3 separate regions of the Mus musculus genome follow, and regions 1 and 2 are each linked to region 3. Evidence: chromatin loops called from intact Hi-C (ENCODE). Cell type or tissue: left cerebral cortex. All regions are shown on one strand.

Region 1 (5,000 bases), 130 kb before region 3:
TCAGGCAATGTGAGACCACCAAGCTGCACACACCTATGCCCATTTCCTTTTATTGTTCTTACACAGCATCTATGAAAATGAGAAAATATCCTGAGTGGGTCTTGATTCCTTGAAGTTACAAGTGACAAAAATTATCAGACTACAATCTACTTTAAAAACATCCCTTTGTGGTTGGGGAGGGTAATACACATCTTTAATCCCAGCACTCAAGAGGTAGAGGCAGATGGATCTCTGTGTTCCAGGACAGCCAGAGCTACATAATAGAGGGACTCTATCTCGAAAATATAAAACAAAACAAATCTCCCTTTGTGTTTATGCCTCCTGAACTCATCATGAGAGAGGCACCTCTATTGTGCTGGGGACACAGCTCAGTGACAGAGCACTTGCTAAGCTTGCTTGAGGTCACAGGTTAGATCCCCAGCATTGTCAACAAACACACCATAAATAAGGAAACAAACCATGGCTGGCATCTTTTCCCCATTTCCTAGGTGGTTATGTGTATTGTCCAGTGGGTTCATGGAGCAAAAGGGGGAGGGGGAGGGGGAGGGAGAGAGAACTATTTCTTTACTGTATATAAAAGAACAGAAGACACCCATCCCTTCCCTTCATCACGAGTATGTGATATAGATTATCAAGCTGGAATGGGTGGGGCATTTGACCTCACTTTCAGAATGTTGTTAATTTCATAATGCGGTTAAGAATTGGGGCGCATCATGTAGCCATTATTTCTTTTAGGGGACTAATGATAGCCAGAGTGGTGATATGTGCCTATAATTTCAGCCCTCAAGAGGGGAGAGGATCAGGAGTGCAAAGCTAGCCTAGGCTGCAAAGCAACACTCTGTCTCAAGACAACAACAAAAATAATGAAATCAAATTTACAAAAGACGCCCATCAGGCATGACAGGGCAGATGTCAGGCAAGAAGCTGAAGATGAGTCTGGAGCACAAAGAAAGCCACATGGATAGAACTGTAATTATATGACCCAGTGGATAAGGCATTTACTCCAATGCAAAGGTACGAATTTGTACCAATTATATATGCATTTGGCTACCAGAAAGGGCTACAAAAAGATGAGGAAACTGAAGAGTGTGCTGTGGTGGAAATTGCATGTAATGTCAGTATCAGACTACGGGAAGCAGGAGATCTCAAGTTTGAAGCTAGCCTGGGCTACACAGCAAAACCATGCTGGAAGAGGAGGAGGAAGAAGAAGAGAAGGAAGAGGTGGTAGTGGTGGTAGTATTTATGAAATATAGCCACTTAGGTGAAAAGGAAAGGACATGCTTTAAAACTCACGGTCAATAAGCTCAAATCATAACTTAAGTGTAAGAAATTAAGTAAGAGATGATGATCAATATCCTTATTTTACAGGTGGATAAATGAGTTTGAATTATATGACCATAATATAAGGGTCATGTGGATTGTTCCACACCAGGAATATATTTCTGGAAGGTAGGATTACAATCTGACTCCCCACATACAGTCCACAGTTTTGTTTGACAATTTATTTATTGTTAAATGAACATTTTTATGTTACAGGTGTAAATCTGAACTGAAAATATAAAAATTCATACTGTCTTTGAACTGTAAAAACTGTGTACATTACACCTATAGTTAAATGGGCTATTCTCTCTTCAGTTAAATTATCTAACAATTTCAATTCCAAGTTAAAAAGATTTTTTCCCACTAGATTTTTTTTTATTATCTCACTCACCCAATGACTGACCTATATCTGTCAGAAAGTAGAACATATTTTTATTTTTAAGTCAGCAATAACCAGATATTCAAACTTAGTTTGCTGAGCACATTATTCTGTAAGGCCAGGCATAACTACTGACACACTTTTCCAAAGGCATGGCAACCTAGAAGAGGTAAATAAGAAAATGGTTGGGCATCAGGTGATATAACAGCTGAAGACTCTTCCCAGCATGTCCCTTTGGTCCTAAGAACTATTACCTAAAATAGTAAATTTTAAATTCTGATTTTGCCTAAGTTACCTGTCAGCTTGTGCAAAATGGCTTCTCTGAGATTGTGATTCAAACGGCCAGGGGCACAACACTAGGATTTGTATCTTAAGAAGCCCTTTCAAGTTATACTGTGCAGAGAAGACCTTCTAGCACATTCCAGGAGCACCGAGAACCTTTTGAACCTGTCAAGAATTTGCATCCAAACTGTCAATTTGCAGGGGGCCTCAGTAGTCCGGGAAGCAGATTCCCGGGTAGGGATCACCCCCTCAAAGAGAGGACTGCTTTCCACCCCAGGAATAAACGAGGGAAGCAGAGAACAGAATCGAGTCACCCGGACGGCTGGCACACCTGAACCTTAGTCGTGCTTTTGTGATCTCTGCACCCCGTTCCCTTGTCAGGGGCATTCGCATTCCGCCACAGCCTTCCCTCCTCCATCCGGTGACACAGGGTCACGTAAGGTCTGCGCAAACCCCGGGTGGCGCCCGGGAAGGCCAGGCCGAGGTGCCCGAGCGCTGCGCCCTGCCTCACCTCCCACCTTCTTGTGACCTTGTCCAGACTCCTAGACCCGTGCGATCGCGCTCCCTCTCCCTCTCCTCCCACTGCTCCCGGGATCCCCGAAGCTGGCACCAGCCCGGTCCCCGTTTGCCATCGTTGCCTCCTCCGCGACTCTCGTTCCCTCGGCCACGATCCGCTCCAGAAGCTCCGGCCTCCTTCCTCCGGCTCCACATGCACTGGCCGACGGGGACCCCAAGTCCTCCGCCCACCCGAGGGACCCCCCGCCCCGCAGCCCTCGCCTCCCGCCCGGCTCCCGCTTCACTCACCGAGACGCGGGGTCCCTTCCAGTCCTGCCGGTTTCTGGCCGCCACCCGAGTGCGAGAACACCGGCTTCGCCTGCTGCGGCCACTGCTCGCCCCAGCCAATCAGAAGCCAGCAGCCGGCGAGGCCGGGCCAGAGACTCCCTTTACGTGCGAGGGGCGGTGGGCGTGGTCACTTGTAGCGCGGCGCCCATTGGCTGGGGGGCCGGCCCGGTTCGTGGCGGCGCGCGCTGTTCGTGTCAGACGTGAGGCCTGGGCGGCAGTGCTGGCGCGGTGCCGCCTGGCGGCCGCTGCCTCCCAACCCCAATTGCCTCGAGGTTCTCGCGACCGGTTCGCTGGGCTCCGCGAACGCCACGCACGCAGGCTAGACCGGCTTAGGTGAGCCGAGCGGCCCGCCCGAGCGGGAGCATGCGCCGTCGGGGCGCCTTTGGGTCCCTCCCCGGAGCTGGTGGTGGCCGGAGAGCAGTGACCTCACACATGCCTGGGGAGGAGTCTGATGGGGCAGGCAGCTTCCGGGGCGGGGCTTCGTGTGGGCTCCGGGGATGGCAGACACCGACAGCCCCACTATGGGACGTGTCTGTCCAAGACTCTCAGCGTAGCAGAACATGGCGGCCTCTGAGAGAGGTAGGCTACTGGTAGGTACTCAACTTTGAGTGACTTCAGGGAGAGGAACAATTGTCTCCTCACCCCGAATAGAGCACCAACCACGGACAAGAGAAAGGATTCCGTCTTGTCTACCCTGCCCACCCCTTGCCCCGCCAGAGGCAGCTCTGCAGAGGGCTTCTTCCCCCTTTGTGCACCGATTATATAAACTGGCAAGAGGAACCACAGTGAATCGGCTAACTTTCTAACTTCCCCATACCTCAATGTTTCTTTTCTTTGTAAACTAATTTTATTACATTTACTTGTGTGAACATTTGCTGAGGTCAGAGGACAACCTTCACCAGTCACCTCCTAATGTCTGGACCCTGGGGCTAGAACTCTGATTGTGGGATTTGGTGGCCTTTACCCAGTGAACCATCTTGTTGGGCCCTCAATACGTTTCTTGAATTTCCTGAAGGCTGGTGTAGTCTTATGAGCCACCTTCCAATAACTACATAACAGGTGTCATGACTGAATATTAAAATTTTGTATTACCATTTTATTTATTGTGGGGAGGGGCACATGTGCTATGGCAAATGTGTGGAGAGCAGAGGACAACATGAAGGGACCTGTTGTTTCCTTTGCCCACAGGTTCCAAGGATCAAACACAGGTTAAAAATTATTTGAGTTAAGTCATATGTAGGAAACATTCCATGTTATACATGATAAAACTCTATGCCTGTGGCTGGAGAGTTGTCCCAGTGATTTAAAGGCACTTGTTACTCTTCTTACAAGAGGATCCAGGTTCAGTTCCTGACACTCAACGTGAGGCTCCCAACCATCCCAACTCAGTGGAACTCAAACCCTCTTTTGACTGCTTCAGGCACCAGGCATGTATATATGATGCACATACATGTATACATGCAGGCAAGATACACATATTTTTAAAATAAAACTTTTATGGTGGTGCACACCTTTAATCCTAGTATTTAGGAGGGAGGCAGGTGGATCTCAGAGTTCAAGTCCTTCCTTGTCTACAGTACAAGTTCCAGGACAGCCAGGACTACACAGAGAAGCCCTGGTTCAAAGAACAAAAATGAAATAAAGCTTTCCATACCTTGGATATGTGGCAGCTTTGTGTCTTTGAAAGTATGTTCTTTGTATGGGTGTGCTAAACACAGCTTTGCTGAGCAGGAGTCAGTGGTGGTAAACGAAGAAAGACCTGACTAGAGAAAGCATGTTCCATAGGAGATCGGCAGTGCCCTGCTCTGAGTTTCTGCTGAGGCTGACTGAGCCTTGCCTGGAGTAACTGTTTTCTACACCAACACTTTGTTCAATTTCTAAAATCTCTTGCTAAGGCAGGATGCTTACCTGGGTAAGTAGATAACCACCAGATGTTGGACATACAGCTTATCACAAAGAACATTCAACTGTGCTGCACAGACCACAAGACATGGATGTATATACACCAATGAAAAAGCACCGTCTTATGAAGTCATCAGATTAAATCAGAACACTTGGACATACCAAAACCATATCAGAGAAACCAGGCCCACAAGCTTAGCAAACACACTAGACCAAAGAATGATGGAACTTCCTCACCTGAGTCATAGGACAAGAGGTAGTGCTGGGCGTAGTG
Region 2 (5,000 bases), 140 kb before region 3:
CTCTAAAATCAACTTTTCCTCCTAATTGGCTTTTGTTAGAGTACTTTTCCATACCAACAGAAAGTGCTCTTGAACACAGGGCCTTTCTCTGGCCCCAGGATCACTAATTTGGCTAGCCTGGCTGCCTGCTTGTTTCTCTGGCACTGGAATCACAAGTGTAAGTAACTCTATACTAGCCTTTTTATTTTTATTTTTTATTTATTTACTTTTTTGAGACAGGGCTTCTCTGTGTAGCCCTGGCTGTCCTGGAACTTGCTCTGTAGACCAGGCTGCCCTCAAATTCAGAGATCCGTGCTGGGGTTAATGGCATGTTACACCACTGCCTGGTTATACTTGTCGTTTTATATATGAGTTCTTGCCTAATTGAGGTTGTCAGGTTTGCAAGGTAACGCTGAGCCATCGTCCCAGCCCATGCATATTTATCTTCTTGAACAGGGTCGTCAGGTAGACTCCCCTCACTGAAATTATATTCCTCCTACAAATGATGAACATTAAGTCGTTCTACTCCATGAGAAACGAAATTGAACAGGAAAGTGACTCTGACATGAGCCAAGCCAGACTTCCATTTTCTTTTGTAAAAATTATTTTATGTGAATAATATTTCCCAGCATGTGTGTCTGTTCACCATGTGTGTACTTGGTGCCCAAGACCAGAAGAGGCCACTAGATGCCTTGGACCTGGAATTACAGGACAGCTGTGAGGGGCCATATGGGTGCTTTGAATTGAACCTGAGAATTCTGTCCTCTGGAAGAGCAGCCAATGCTCTTAACCACTGAGCTGGCTCTCCGGTTTCCTTCTTCATAAGCAGAAGGGTTTCCATTGTTGTAGGAGTCTAACAGGCGTGGCAGAGGTCTGTAACATGTGAAATGGCCTTGTATGTCAGTAGTACCTACACACCCAGCTGTCCTGCTTCATAAGGGCAGGTTTGGCTTTTGAGACAGGGTTTCTCTGTGTAGTCCTGGAACTCCTTTGGTAGCCCAGGCTGGCCTTGCATTCAGAGATCTGCCTGCATACCAAGTGCTGGGGCTAATGGCACACGCCACCACAGGCCAGCTCAGCCCAGGGTTTTAATTTAAGCCTTTCTGATTATTCAGCTCCCTACTCAGGAGCCCCAGAGGATTAAAATGTTCAGTTTCTTCAGATTCAAGATTTTTTGGCGTTAGTTCTGCCTCTTCAGCTTGTGATGGCCCTGGGTTTTGCTGGCCCCATTCCTGTAACCCTGGAACATTGTCCTTGTGGATTGTCACTTGGCTCCAGGCAAGTCTGCGTCTACCAACTAAGCTAATACTGAAGATGCGTTGGTATATATGGGGATCTCATACTGGAGACCCCTGTTGACTTTCTCAGAAAGCCCAGTGTTCTGACAAGATCCTGTGGCTCTCTGTTCCAGGTGACCACCCAAATGGATGCGATCTGACCCAGCCCTGCACCAAGTCAGCAGCGCAACGGACTGTGGGAATACACTGTGATTTTCCTACCAAGATTTCTCTATTCTATTCTCAGCCCATCTCACAGGTTTTTGTTGTCTGATATTTGTAATCTAGCTGGTTTTCTCTTTCTTTCTCTCTCTCTCTCTTTCTGGTGCTGGACATCGAACCCAAGGCTTCAAATATGCTAGACAAATGCTTTACCATTGAGCCACATCCCCAGCTGCAGGTGGAGGCCGTCTGATCTCAGGAATTGCCAGTCTCTCCTGCTGCCTAGCCCCTTGACCTTATATGCTTACTAGTAATAGACATCCTTTGTAGAGTGAACAGTTTGTGTGTGGGTCTCTTCAGCCTCTTCCTCACTAGCACCTGGGAGAAGAAACAGGCCTAGGTAAAAAGTAGAGGGAACAGGGAGAGGAGGGGACAGATGTGAGACAAGCTGACGGGGCTTGGTTATTGGTCCATTAGATAAGAGGCAGGAAAGACTCCTGTAAGATTCAGAGCAAGAGGAGGTAGAAGGTGGTGTTGCTGACAGAAAAGCAAACCAGGGAAGTGGATAGCAGCCTCTGCTAAAGGTGGAGCCCAACAATGGCCTCAGCTTGACCCGGGTAACTCTCCTCTTTTGTCTCTGCCCAGTGCAGGTGGCTAAGGGAGAGCAAATTTCTTGAGCCAGGAACTGGTTCTTCCTGAACGTACCCAGGTAAAGCCATCACTGGTCACGTGCATTGTATCTAATGGCCTGGGTCTCAACAGGGCGGAGTACATAGGTCCTGGCAGCTCTGCTGCTTGACACACGGTAGCCTTCACTTCAGATCATTCCGCTTTATTTTGGCTTTGCGGCTGCGAGGGAATGGGCTGAGGAATTACACAGGGATGGAACCTTAACTGTGAATCCTAGGGACTCTGGACAGCTGTGGGACAGGAGGCATGGTTTCCATGAGCACCAAGATCAGGGAGCTTGTAAATCTAGTCATACCCAACTCTGGACACTAGATGTCACCGTTGCTCAGACACAGCATCCCCAGTTGTTCCAGAGCCCCCAGGAAGGACCCAAACCTGCATGGGCGCTCAGGTCTCCTAACAAGAGGGTGAGGGTTCTGCCGCAGTCTTTCAGTCTCTCAATCTCACTCACACTGCCTACTGCAACACAACGCTGTGTAACAGTTGTACACAACACTCTGAGGAACCCCCACAGGAAAAGGAAGTCCACACATGCTCACCACTGACACAAAAACAAACAATTTCAGATCTGTGGTGGGACGAACTCCATGGGTGTGGAACCCACGGACAAAGGACCAGCTGGAACGTCATAAACGCAAAAAAAAAAAAAAAAACAACAACAACAAAAAACCAAAAACCCCAAACCAAACCCAAGATTCACTCTAATGAAGTCAGCAGGCATTGGCTGAACAGGGAACTAATGCCAAGTGCTTTGGGTGAAAGGGACTTGGGATACACTGACAGGTAACTGGGCAAGAAAGGCCTGACACAGTCACCCCACACTCCATTATACCCAACCTTAGGAGGAGAGTTCCCTGAGAAGGCAAAGTAGAATGCTTTTGCCTTGGAGAGCCTCCCGATCCCAACCCTGGGCTTGGAAGCCCAGCCAGCTGCTCCTGCTGCTGCTTCTATTGGCAGCCACCATGTTCTGCCGCAATCACTTAGTGCCAGCCTGCTGGGACTTCACCCCTATACTCAGTACAGTTATAAAGCAGCAGCCATGCACTGGGTTACGGAAGCGTGACATGCCAGGCTAGGTCCCTTGGACTTTCTTTCTCTAATCCTAGGTAGTGTCTCTACCTTAGATGAGGAAGTCACAGCTCTCTTGCTCAGAGTGGCCGAACCATGAGTATAGGTGGCACTTAGTAACAAGTTCTCAAAACTCAGAACACTGTTAAAGCAGGAAGCCAAAATTTGGAAAGCTTTCTCAAACTTTTCCAGCAGCAGCTAGACAGGGGCGCAGTAGCACGGCTAGTCCACACTCTCGTGTCACGGCTGGGAAGACGGAAAACTCTGACTGGATCGGGCTATACAGTCTGTGATTAGGACCATGAGAGTTGCAGCCTCTTGTTTAACTGTATGAAATACCATCTATCACTACTGCCACTCCAATGTCACAAAGGCCACCACAGCAAGTGCCTAACATCTGCTGGCCCCTGTCATGCTATCATGGACTCTTCTAAAGTTCCAGTTTACACGGGAACAGTGAAAAACAAAGCCCTATGGTCAGTCCTGTAGGCAGCACAGCACAGCACCTGGAATGCAGGCCCTGTGACCCTGGAATGTGCAGGTCTGTGGCGTGGGCACTATCTCCTATATCATTAGTTTAATGACACTGTATGTTCAAGTTCTTAAAGGGCCAGCACCATGACTCAGCAGGAAAAGGTGCTTGCTACACAGACTATGAACCTGTTGATACCCAGGATCCATGGTGGGAGAAAACTGACTCCTCAAAATTGTCTCGTGACTGCTGCACACAAACAACGAAGATAAAAGGAGGGAGCTGGAAAGACGGCTCAATGGTTAAGAGCAAGAAGTGCTCTTGCAGAGAACCCAAATTCATTTCCCAGTACAACTGCCTATAATTCCAGCTCCAGGGATACTCTATGCCTTCAGCCTCATGGGCACTTGCACTCATATGCTCATAACCACACACACGCTCACAACCACAAATAACTGAAAGTCAAACTCTCTCAGAGCAGGGTGGGGCACACAGTAAGTACCCAACAGATGGCAGCATTCAGTTCTAGCTGTAGATGGCCTCTAACCGTCTACTACCACAGGTATTCTGTTTTCTAATCTTTGTGCTGGAAGGATTTACTTTTTCAAAACTGAAATAAAAACAAGACATCTGATATGTTCAGAGTTATTTTAATAACAATACATATGACACCTTGTCTCTATGGAATATTAGTTTGGGTTGGACATGGATTTCAAAGTGCACTTAACATTCTGTATGTCCAAGTATGTGTGTAATGTCTCAAAACACCAGCCCACCCACTGCTGACCTCTCACTTTTGGTACCTGGATAGACACGGCTCTTACGAAGTAGACACACTGCCTGTACTAGGCCATGTATTTCCTTTATCCTTGTGTTACAACATACAGTACCTACTGCTGCCGGGGTTCAACTCCATGGTACAGCACTTGCTTGGCCTATGTGAGACCCTGCACGTAATGCCTAGTACCACAAAAAAGAAACAAAAACCTATAGTTTAAGATGTTTAAGAATTATCCTACTACCAAGCAGCAAAAATAGAACTTTGCAATTATAAAAGAGCTTAACCAGAACCCACAACCAGTTTCTAAGTGTGATTTTAATAAACACTGCCTTTCTGCAGCTCTTATCAGCTTTCCAAGTTGCTGTACGTGCACGCACGCACGCATGCACACACGCACACACACACACACACACAATCTCTTTCTCTCTCTCCCTCCTACTTAGTTATAGGGGATTTATAAGCTAGTTATATTTTGTGGACTCTTTGGAAAGTGTTTTCAGAAGCCAACAAACCTTAAAACCTGAAGTTCTGAAGTCAGCCCACAAGCAGACAAAATAAACGAACCAGAGCA
Region 3 (5,000 bases):
ACAGGCGGGCCTCGGTGGCACCCTGCACTGACGCCTGACATCGAGCCTCCCGCACCTTGCCCGGGTACAGGCTGATTGCCCACCTCTGCCTCCGTGGCCCCGGCCGGCCCTTCACCACACGCCGAATGGATTGCATAAGGGATGGGATGTCCACCCTGGTGTCCTGGTAGATTCGGAATAGCCACTCTGGGTTCCGGCAACAGAGATGCCGGGGGACCTCTCGGCTCTGCAGGATACGGGCCTGCTCAGCCCGGTCCAGGTGGGTGATGCCCCCTTGGTCCCACGGTCGCTCAGGGTGTGTGACTGTGTTCTCCCGGATCATGTTTCGCCAGGCTACATACTGCAGGTCCATGCCAGGCAGTGTGGCCAGCGTCTTATAGGGGGTGTAGTGGTCAGGATTGACAGCGTAAGGGAAGAGTTCAACCACGGTAGCCCCGCGGGGCAGGAAGAGGGCCGTAACCAGCTGGGCCCCATGCATGCTGACCAACATGGAGGCATTGCTGACCAGCCGCACGACATCAGCAAAGGTGTGGTCCTCCAGGGACACTGTAACCGTCTTCATCTGGAACTCTTGTGCCAGCTCCAGCAACAGCTCTGCCTCGTTCAGGATGAGTCTGTTCTGGGTGCGACTGAAGACCAGAATGTATTCCTCCCCCAGGGGCGCCCCCGCGTGGCTCACGTTCAGCCTTTCAGTCATGAAGCGCGTGAACTGCCGGATCTCATTGCCAGAGACCAGGATGTTGGCTTTTGGGCCCTGGGGCTGTACAAAGCCGTATTGGTACCAGGTGGTAACCTTGGACAGGCCCACGAAAGCATGGGAAAAGCAGAGCAGTCGGCCCAGTGTCTTGAGCTGTGCACGTAGAAGCGGCTGCTTGGGGCTGAGGAGTTTATAGAGGTCAAAGTGGGCACCCTCACCCCATCCCTCCATGAAAAAGAGCCGGGCCTCTTGGGCCAGGCCGGGGAACTGCCTCAGTGTGTAGAAGAGTGGGAGCAGGTCATCATGAAAGACGTGCATGAGGTTATCGGGGTTGAAGCGGTTGGCGATGAGGGCTACATCAGGCACGAACACTGGCTTTGGCATGAAGCGCAGGGCTGCAGCGGGCAGCTCCACGAAGTTGAAGTACTGGGCATTATGGTCCTCCACAGTGGACAGGTCCAGCAGGGCCGGCTGGAAGCGCCGGGAGCCCAGGTTGGGCAGCATCACAGATGAGTTGCCATGGAAAAAGATGAATTCTTCGGCCTCATTGGAGTAGCAGAGCCACTTGAAGCGGCAGATGCGGTCCGTGTGGGTGCGGCCTGTGCACACCATGTGGGTGCCGCCCTCCATGAGGATCTGCAGGGCCTTCGGGTAGTCGATCTTCAGTCCTAGGACTGGATCCAGGGACTGCTGTCCAAGGGCCAGCTCCTCCTCTAGCGTGGCCGCATGCTCCCGCAACCGAACATGCTTCCACAGGACCGCAGCCAGCACTGATACCAGGAGGGCGTTGAATACGGCAGAGAGGTGCATCCTATCGCCACCAGGGGGCCTCAGCGAGACGATGGCTGCTGGGCAGTGCCACAGCCCGGGGGACTTCACCCATCCATCCCTAAGTGTACTACTGGAGGACCAGAAAATGCCTGCAAAGGGTCAGAGAGAAGAGTCAACCCAGCCAGGAGTCACAGCACACTCCCACCGTGTGCTTCCTCCACCCTACCTCTTCAGCAAAGCTCCCTGGTAACATAACGTGAGTCAAATTACAGGTTCTAGGCTTTTAAAAGATTTGTGTGTGTTCATGGGCACACGTTACTCTTCTAATCACACCTGCATCACTCAGCTGCCTCTACCTGGATGAACCCTCACCGCCCCCCTTCAATAGCAGCTAGCTGAATCTGTTCTGCTTTAAGGTAAAGTACCTTGTGGCTTCAACAGCCTCTGATGACGCCAAGAGGAGTGTGCTACACATACTTGTGCTGTGGAGGAAAAACATTACCACCATCAGAGCCCCGCAGAACTTCAGCGAGGCACAGGTTTTGGGCCAACATCTATTTCCAATTAGTAATTAGTGCTAGTACTGAGGCCTCTGGGGATTAAGGACCAGGCACATTCACTCACTTGGCCTCCTGGGTGGCCTTTCGTTTGGAATTCAGGCACCTGTTAATAAGAGCAAGTGTTCAAGTGCCTTGGAGGTCAGAGATGATGTACTGGTTGAAATCCTGGCACCCAACCTTTTTCTGATGTACAAAAAGAACCATTTCGTTGTTAGGTTTCCTGAGAGGTGAGGCCTCCAGGGCAAGGAAAAGGGTTGGGACACCTGATGGTCAATAAAGAGCCACATGTGTCCGGAAGCACCCTGGGCACTCTCCTGCCTTCGTGATTCAGAGCCAAGGCTGGGCAGTGTTAGGCAGGAGCTGACTGGCTGCTTCGGTCACTGCTCCTTGAAACAGTGTTTCAAATCTAAGCACAGAAATCTCCAAAAGGAGACAAAGAGCAGTCAGTGAGTGTGGCCGGGTGCCACTGAGGCGCCCTGGACTGGGGCAGTACCCAGCCTTGCTCCCTGGGTCTCCAGGTTAGCAGTGAGATGGTCGTTTCTGTCGATGTCCACTCTTCCTAAGGAGTTCCTCGGTGTCCTCACACATCCTCAGAGTCCCCGTGCTGAATCTCCTGGGAACCAGAGGAGGCAGAGACGCGGCCCTTGGGGTGCCAGAGAGCTCACTTCTGCATTTCTGGCCCAACCCTGCTGTCTAAGAGGCACTGCTCAGACTAGGTGAAGAAGCCAGTCCGTGTTCCTACCCAATGGGCAGGAGAAAAGGGGTGTCTCATGGCTGCCAACCACAAGCAAACCGGCTTGAGGGCACAGACTGCAGGAGAGTCACAGGAACCCTGATGTCTCCAAGTCTCCTGATGTGAGAGAACTGTCTTCATCTTTGAAGCTGGGTTGAGTAGGGGCTCTGGCTTATCACAGACAGGCACCTGATAGGAGGGCACAGCTTTCTGAGTGATGTGCACAGCCCCAGCAGAACAATGCTGCATCCATATCCCTGTGACCCCCCAATCTCCGTAGAAACCGCATGACACAGCAAACCAGTTACAGAGAATCAGCAGCTTGACACCAGTGCCATCTGCTGGAGAGAAGCAGGACTGCAGGAGGCAGCAGGAGACTCAGGTCAGACCCTGGGGTAGAAGGGTCACAGGACCTGACCCTGGCTGTTTCTGGACCCTCAGAGGATGGAAGGTGTTTCTAGTTAGATGTGAGTACCCATCCTATGGCCTTCTAATATGGTGCTGGCAGAGGGTAGTATAGATATGGAAGGGGGGAAATGGGAATTTCTGAGAGTAAACATTCTGCCAGATCCTCCTGTGGTCTAACGCATGGGGTGGACTGACTCTGCTACTTACAGTCAGGCAGCCCCAACCAAGGCCAAGTGACTGGAACTGAGTGACTGGAACCAGATGACTGAGTGTAGCTAAGGGACTGTGCGAAGGCTTCTCCAAGGGCTCTGAGCTCACCCACGGGGGTAAGGCTGTGGCTATGTGGGTTAGCCTTTCTGATTGCGTACACTCACTCAGGTAAACCAGGACTGAGGACAGACAACAGACTTGTTCACCACCTTTGCTTTAGAATATCCTTTCTAATGGGGCCCTGTATTTTGTCACTGTGAAGGAGCCATGGTATGGGGCACTCAGCGGTCATGATAAAATCCAGGGTCTTTCCCACATTCTCCTGCATGACCCCACACCCACTCCAATTGCATTGTAGCATTCTACTTAAGTCAGCAAGATCAAAAGTTTTGGCAGAACCAAGATATCAGACAGAGGCAGGAAGAGCTTTAATCAAAGGCAAATGGAGGCTGCTAAGACTACTTGAGCAAGAGGCTGGAGCCACCTGGGAAAACGTATTATTTTCTCCACCCACTCACCCTGAAAGCCTCTGCTGGCTCCTTAGGGTCTGCAGGCGAGCATGCTCTGAAGACTAAAGGAGACACCCACCCTCTGGGCTCCAAGTGCCCAGAGCTTCCTGACAGACGGGCTCTAGACAGGATGAGGGTCTGTGATGGACACTTCACACGAAGAAAGAGCTTCTCTGCCTGTGTCCAGTCTGGGTGAGGCCACCATGTACATTTTAAAGTAAGAGCCAGGCCCTGCTCAGTGTCTTAGCATATGTGGCACCCATGACAACCACACCTAAAACAAAACCCCTGCCTGTATCACACCAGGAAAAGGAACCCCAATGCAGAACACCCCAGCCCCACCCCATGTAAGAGATCTGTAATTCCTCTGCACAAGTCCCTGACTGCTGGCGGGGGGCTGTGACTGTGTCCCTGCTTATTTCCCCAAGCAAGCCTGGTGATGGAGACAGTGTAAAGGCAAACCTGGCTGAGGACAGAGAAGTTCAAACATGCCAGCTCCAATCTCAACATTACTCTGAGAATGGCCTCAGAGCCTTTAATAGACTCAGACCACGAGTCTGCCCCTTAACAGAAGCAGCTTCTGTGGCCCCTCCTCTGCTCTGCCAGCAAGGAGGGAGAGGGCTGTAAGTAAACTTTTCGGAAACAAACTTGTGTGTGATAAGTGTGTAAATACGTGAGGGTGTGCATGCACATATATGCACATGTGTGCACATGCCTGTGGAGGTCAATGACATCTGTGCACATGTGTGCACATGTCTGTGGAGGTCAATGACATATGTGCACACATGCCTGTGAAGGTCAATGACATGTGTGCACATGCATGTGGAGGCCAATGGTCAATGACATCTGTGCACATGCACATGTGTGCACATGTCTGTGGAGGTCAATGACATCTGTGCACATGCCTGTGGAGGTCCATGGTCAATGACAAGTACTTTCCCTGCTCACTCTCTGTTCTATTTAATTTTTAATGACCTTTTTATTTATGTGTATGAGTGTTTTGCCTGCATCTACGTCTGTGCAACATATAAGTACGATACCCTTGGAGGACCAAAAGGACAACCAATGCTCTGTAATTGGAGTTACAGATGGCCGTGAGCTGTCACATGGGA

What was found. Hi-C counts contacts between places; a loop is a spot of excess contacts. Peaks named below come from ENCODE experiments on the same cell type or tissue, not always from the same donor. Only the 100,000 strongest peaks of a DNase experiment are listed, where the experiment ranks them.
Region 1: a loop joins it to region 3, with 2.5 times the contacts of the local background. A loop is called at or near these places in 15 of 42 quality-filtered maps.
Region 2: it touches region 3 in a loop (6-fold over the local background); 22 of 42 quality-filtered maps call a loop at or near these places.

Annotation. Positions count from the first base shown.
Region 1 is chr9:121,854,727-121,859,726 of GRCm38, forward strand. It overlaps Higd1a (HIG1 domain family, member 1A), which reads right to left and starts at 3,070. Exons shown (of 4, transcript NM_019814.5): 1 at 2,786-3,070. Gm47112 (predicted gene, 47112) reads left to right here and starts at 3,021. Exons shown (of 1, transcript NR_168944.1): 1 at 3,021-4,482. In left cerebral cortex, a CTCF peak has its summit at 3,087 (motif pointing left); DNase peaks (open chromatin) are centred at 2,966 and 3,228; H3K4me3 peaks cover 2,256 bases; H3K27ac peaks cover 1,724 bases.
Region 2 is chr9:121,844,278-121,849,277 of GRCm38, forward strand. It overlaps Higd1a (HIG1 domain family, member 1A), which reads right to left. Exons shown (of 4, transcript NM_019814.5): 4 at 4,280-5,000. Among named protein-coding and RNA genes, the nearest start is that of Ccdc13, 7.3 kb to the left of the region's middle. In left cerebral cortex, CTCF peaks have their summits at 2,419 (motif pointing right) and 4,148 (motif pointing right); a DNase peak (open chromatin) is centred at 2,411.
Region 3 is chr9:121,982,207-121,987,206 of GRCm38, forward strand. Pomgnt2 (protein O-linked mannose beta 1,4-N-acetylglucosaminyltransferase 2) reads right to left here. Exons shown (of 2, transcript NM_153540.4): 2 at 1-1,617. The coding sequence starts at 1,507. It also overlaps a transcript of Gask1a not described here. Among named protein-coding and RNA genes, the nearest start is that of Gm39463, 11 kb to the right of the region's middle. In left cerebral cortex, CTCF peaks have their summits at 1,522 (motif pointing right) and 3,118 (motif pointing left); DNase peaks (open chromatin) are centred at 651, 1,507, 2,445 and 3,060; H3K27ac peaks cover 1,062 bases.